2 separate regions of the Homo sapiens genome follow, and region 2 is linked to region 1. Evidence: chromatin loops called from intact Hi-C (ENCODE). Cell type or tissue: Caco-2. All regions are shown on one strand. Each heading gives the region's core, and the rest is flanking DNA. Links, peaks and the distances in the headings are about the cores only.

What was found. A loop is a pair of places that touch in the nucleus more often than their neighbours do. Peaks named below come from ENCODE experiments on the same cell type or tissue, not always from the same donor. Only the 100,000 strongest peaks of a DNase experiment are listed, where the experiment ranks them.
Region 2: it touches region 1 in a loop (10-fold over the local background); 6 of 110 quality-filtered maps call a loop at or near these places.

Annotation. Positions count from the first base shown.
Region 1 is chr9:104,681,108-104,684,043 of GRCh38, forward strand. The region is part of intron 2 of LOC107987105 (a long non-coding RNA gene); the gene reads right to left. Among named protein-coding and RNA genes, the nearest start is that of OR13D1, 12 kb to the right of the region's middle. In Caco-2, for the core only: a CTCF peak has its summit at 1,635 (motif pointing left); no DNase peak of the experiment used is centred there.
Region 2 is chr9:104,393,422-104,396,357 of GRCh38, forward strand. No RefSeq gene overlaps it. Among named protein-coding and RNA genes, the nearest start is that of OR13F1, 110 kb to the right of the region's middle. In Caco-2, for the core only: no CTCF peak of the experiment used is centred there; a DNase peak (open chromatin) is centred at 1,675.

The DNA.
Region 1 (2,936 bases), core at 155-2,654:
AGCTAGACACAGAAAGACAAACCACATGTTCTCACTTATTTGTGGGAGCTAAAAATTAAAACAATTGAATTCAAGGAAGTAGAGAGTAGAACGATGGTTACCAGAGGCTGGGAAGCATAAAGTGAGGGAGAACTAAGGATGGTTGATCTGCAGAAAAATATAGTTAGATAGAATAAATAAAATCTAGAATCTGATAGCACAAGAGGATGACTACAATCAACAGTAATTTATCGTACTTTTAAAATAACTAAAAGGATATAATTGGATTGTTTGCAACACAAAGAAAAGATAAATACTTGAGGTGACGGATACCTCATTTGCCCTAGTGTGACTACTACACATTGTATGCTTGCATCAAAATATCTCAAGCGCCCTATAAATATATACACTTACTGTATTCATAAAAATTAATAATTAAAAAAGAAATTTAATGGTATTTTTAAAATAAAATAAAAGTGAGTGATTTTAATGTATACTTCTCTCTAATGGGTTAAAAATGTGAAAATAAAAAATTTAAATTCTACAATGATTAAAAGTCATCTGAAGAAGATAAAAATATATAATATGTAATATCCATCGTTTTATATTCAAACAACTGGGGAATATATATTTATAAAACTGACTCCTTGGGTCAGAAAGCAAGACTTAATACATATTGAACAATTAATAGCACTCAACCACATTTTCTTATCACAATGAAATACAATCAGAAATCAATTAAAAAACTCAAAATATATTTTATATTTGGAAATTTTGAAACACATTTCTAAGTAAATCATTGATTAGTAAAAAATAACAATGGAAATTATAAAACATTTACAACTTTAGGACAACAAAATTACCATCAAAATTAGTTGATTCAGTTTAACTGTTTCGAAGAAAATTTATAGGCTTAAACATAAAAAAAGTTGAAAGTTTATGCACTTAGCATCCAATTCAAGCTCTAGAAAAAAAAATAAAGAATGGAAAAAACACAAAGACAAGGAATTTTGAACCAGTTGTTTTAAAAATTGCCAGGTCCAAACAATTTCCCTAGAAAATTCTAATAAATGTTCAAGAGTATAAAAAATCTCTAAATTTGTTGCAGAAAATAGAAAAACAGGAAGATCTTCTGGAACCAATCTTTCGAAGCAAGCATGTGAAACAAAAACTGGACAATTAAAAAAGGGAAAAAATACGCCACTCTACTACATAGATACAAAAACCTTAAATAAAATATTAGCAAATGTAATCCAGCAATGTACAAAATAATAATACCTAATGTCCAAGTAAAATATATATCAGGGATGCAAGAAAATGTTAACATTAGAAAATATGTTAATTTAATTTATAACAATATCAATTAAAGGAGAAAAAAGCATGTCTATTTTACTAAATGCAGAAAATTTCATAAAATTCAACATGCATTTATAATGACAATATGAGACATTACATACTTTCTAAATAGTCAGATACTAAATTATAGCATCATAAGTATTGACAAGAATATGGAGAAATCAAGTTCAATTCATTGCCAGTGAACATATGAATTAATATTTTGAAGAGCAAATAAGATCAGGTAAAGTTGATCCCACAATTCCACTTACAAGTATGGGGCAAAAGAAATGAGGAAGAAAAAGCTAGTCTATGCCACCATCTAGTGGCCTTAGAATATAATAGAAGTTGTGATTTCTTCAGCCGCGCTTACAAAGGAGTCCTGAAAGTACCTATGTAAGGATGGACCAAAAACTTACAAACATATACAGTATATATGCAGTTACTGCCCTCACTAACTGTTGGGCCCACATTGGCTCCACCCATCCTGCTTCCTTCTGAAGATTTGCATGAACCTAACCACGTGACACAACCAAGTAGAAATATCTCAGACAGAGTGCTTCCTATGTCCACCTCATATAATTTTTTTCACCACCCTTCAAACAATACCTATTGTTTCATGAGTCTTAAAAAGATACTACTCCAAATTGACCAGACTAGATTGGTAATAACTTAAAAGTTGGTCAATACTAAGTATTGGCAAGAATATGATGCAAAGTGAAGCCTCATACACTTCTATTTAGGGTACAAATTTGGAAACTTAGCAAAGATGAATATATAACCCAAAATCAAACAAAGGAAACAAATGAACAAAAAAGCTTTTAAAATTAACAAAAATTACAAGAAAGATGAATGTATATACTGACTGACCCAGAAAACCTCTCCTTGGTATATTCTCTAGAGCAGTGGCTCTTGATCCCAAAGGACACCCAGGCATAGAACTCAAGGGGCCTAGTAACTTGGATGGGAAAAAAACTGCATCTTTATTTTTATCAACCTCAATTGAACCTTAGTAGTTCCTGCTGCCAGACAGTTTTACTTATGAGTTCACTAAATTGTCAAGGAACAGTCATCATCTTATTCAAGTTATTTAGCAAAAAAAAAAAAAAAAAAAAAAAAAATTGAGAAACCTGCCTGATCCATTTATTTTTATTTCATATTCAGATGAGAACAGTACAAGCAGATAAAGCTTTTTGGCTTATTTCACTTATAACATCGATGTGGAAATAATAAATAAAATATAAAATGGAATCTTCCAATAATAGCATTTGGAACAACTCTCCTGCAGCTAACTGTACACTCTAGGAAAAATATGTTTTAAATTTCTTTTTGGAGGTGATAATTTCAGTTGCTGCTTACCTCGGAGAACTGTTCTTTTCACAAAGAACAATAAAAATAATAGTAGATAAAGAGTGCAATAGAAAACTTTTTTAGGCAATGGATTGTTTATGGCATAGATTGTGGTAATGGTTTCCTGGGTGTATGCTTATCTTCAAACTCATTAAATTGCATACATTAAATATGTGTAACTTTTTGTTATGTCAATTGTATCTCAATAGAATGTTTTTTAAGTCCTTGCACTCATAGAGCTTTCATTGAAATAACTGAATATATACTCTTTT
Region 2 (2,936 bases), core at 285-2,784, 290 kb before region 1:
CTAATTAAGCAAGTTATAAGATTGTTTTCTTTCAATTTGCATCAGAAAGAGTTCTCATTAATAAAGCATAATTATTTAGAAGAAATTAAAACTACATGTACTACACATGCTTCACTTCACAATTAAATAAAATCACTGATATTTGAGTAACTTCTTAGCCTTTGTGTTATTCGTATACAACAATGGATAACATGCACTGAACATTTATTATGTATCAAGCACCTTTATATGAACTAACTGAATTCCTATAATGACCTATGAAGTTTTTACTATCTGGTAGGCTCTTTGGCTTATCAATGCAGAAACTGAGAGGTTAAGGAAGTTGTCCACAGCCTCACAGCAAGTAAGTGAAGGAGCAGGGGTTCAAACCCAAGCTGTCCAGCCTACAGCCTACTCCTAATCTCAATGCACAGTCAAAAGAGAAGAAGATAATTGTTAATATGATTGAACAGTGCATACGTCCCAAGGTGTTATGTGAATAAATGCTTTATTGTATCTAAGAACACTGATTATAGAGGCACCTAAGTAAGTGAAATGAGCTATTAGATGAAACATTTCTAATAATGCCAGATCATTTCCAGGATTTTAAGTTACTTAGCTATACTGTGCCTCTCAATATGAGCAGGACCTAGCGCAGTCTGAACCTATGATACTGGTGCTAAAATATATGTTTTTCGGGTTAAGGATACTGTATTAAGTTTTCATGAGAAAACTAAACCATGTGCAGATGGATTGATGCCTGACAGTTTCACTCTTTCACAATACCTAATTTTTTTTTAACCTGCTGGAGAATAAAGTTGTTTGTATATATTATGAGGCATGTTTACTCAAAATCTGAAGGGAAGTTATCAGAGATGTTTAAAACAAGGAGTTGATAGAGACCCATTCACTATTATGTTTCATGTTCAGACATTTTACTTTTCAGCTTTTGAGATGAAATTACAGAGTGTCAAGTAGTCTCTGAAAAAAAAAATCTATCTATACATTTTGGGTCCATTTGAATCTGAATCTCTAGAACCATCTAACAGAGACACTGAACACTATCGTCCTTCCTGATAACTATAGTTGTAAATTAGAATGTTCTAATTTAATGCAAAAATATTGTGGGATCTGGCCAGCAGCCCACAATGCAATGGGGCTCTCTCTTTGTTCCTAGGCGGATCGGCAGGTTGAGAAATAATAGACACACACAAGATAGTGAAAGCTGGGTCCAGGGGGGTCGCTGCCTTCTAGTCCCATGGTGCCAACAATGCACTGGATATACCAGCATTTATTATTAAGTTTAGTGAGGTCAGGGGTAGGTTAGTGAGGGATTTACGGTCATTTGATTATGAGGTGAGATGGTCACATGGGGATGAAGTAATTCTTTAACATAACATCTGTATGCAGAAGTACAGTATACAGGGATAAGAATTTACAATATAGTGTGTGCATCAGTAATTTCTAACAGAGCCTTAAAACAGAAACTTAGTCTTTCCATAACCTATGATTAGCAAGATATTAATCAGCAGTAACAGTTGCAGCAAAAGCTGGTTACAAACAATCCATAGAAACAGGACGTGAAGCTAGACAACGGGTTAGACCAGAAATTCTCAGAAGGGAGTATGCCTTAACCCTAAAGAGGCCTAGAAGAGCCATGGCAAGATGAGGGCGTCTATAGCCCTATCTTATCCATATCGACAGGCGCCCCCATGCGTCCGTTTATAGGCTCTCCACAAGGGTCTCATTCCATTCCCAGAGCTATGAACATCTGCTTTTCTGGGATAGGAATCTTGGTGATATGAAACCTCCCTGACTGCACGTCCATTCATAGGCTCTCTGCAGGGGCAAGCACATCACGTGCTGTTGGCTCATTCTGGCAGTCCAACCTGGGTTGTCGTTACACAATTCTGCATGCAATTTTGTATTTACAATAATCAGGAGCATTTCATCTTTTATTCCGTAGCAATAGTTTCAGGGGGTCTCCCTACAGAAAAATGCATTAAAAAGAATACATCAATGAATATGGGAGTGCATATATAATATACTGTTTTCATTTCCTTTGGATATATATCCAGAACTGGGATTGCTGGATCATATGGTAGTTCCATTTTTAATTTTTTGAGGAATCTCCATACTATTTTCAAAAATGACTGTACCAATTTACAAGCCTACTAAAAGTGTACAAGGGTTCCCTTTTCTCCACATCCTCACCAACACTTACTATCATCTGACTTTTTGATAACAGCCATTCTAACACGTGTGAGGTAATATCACATTGTGTTTATAATTTGCATGTCCCTGATGATTACTGATGCTGAGCATTTTTTCATATACTTTTTCGCCATTTGTATGCTTTTTTGTTTTTTTTTGTTTTTTTTTTTTTTTGGAAATGAACTATCACTCTGTTGCCCAGGCTGGAGTGCAGTGGCGTGATCTCACCTCACTGAAACCTCTGCCTCCAGGGTTCAAGCAATTCTCTGCCTCAGCCTTCTGAGTAGCTGGGATTACAAGTGCCCGCCCCCACACCTGGCTAATTTTTGTATTTTTAGTAGAGACGTGGTTTCACCATCTTGGCCAGCCTGGTCTTGAACTCCTGACCTCATGATCCACCTGCCTCGGCCTCCCAAAGTGCTGAGATTAGAGGTGTGAGCCACCGCACCCAGCCTCTATGTATTCTTTAAAGAAATGTCTACTCAGGTTCTTTGCCCATTTTTAAACCGGGTTCTTTGTTTTCTTACTATTGAATTGTTTGAGTTCCTTATGTATTTTGGATATGAACCCATTATCAGATGTATGGTTTGCAAGTACTTTCTCCCATTCTGCATGCTGCCTCTTCACTGTTATTCATTTCTTTGGCTGTGCAGAAGCTTTTAAATTTGATGCAATACCATTTGTCTAGTTTTGCTTTTGCTGCCTGTGTTTTTGAGGTCTGGAATCAACCTAAGTGTCCATCA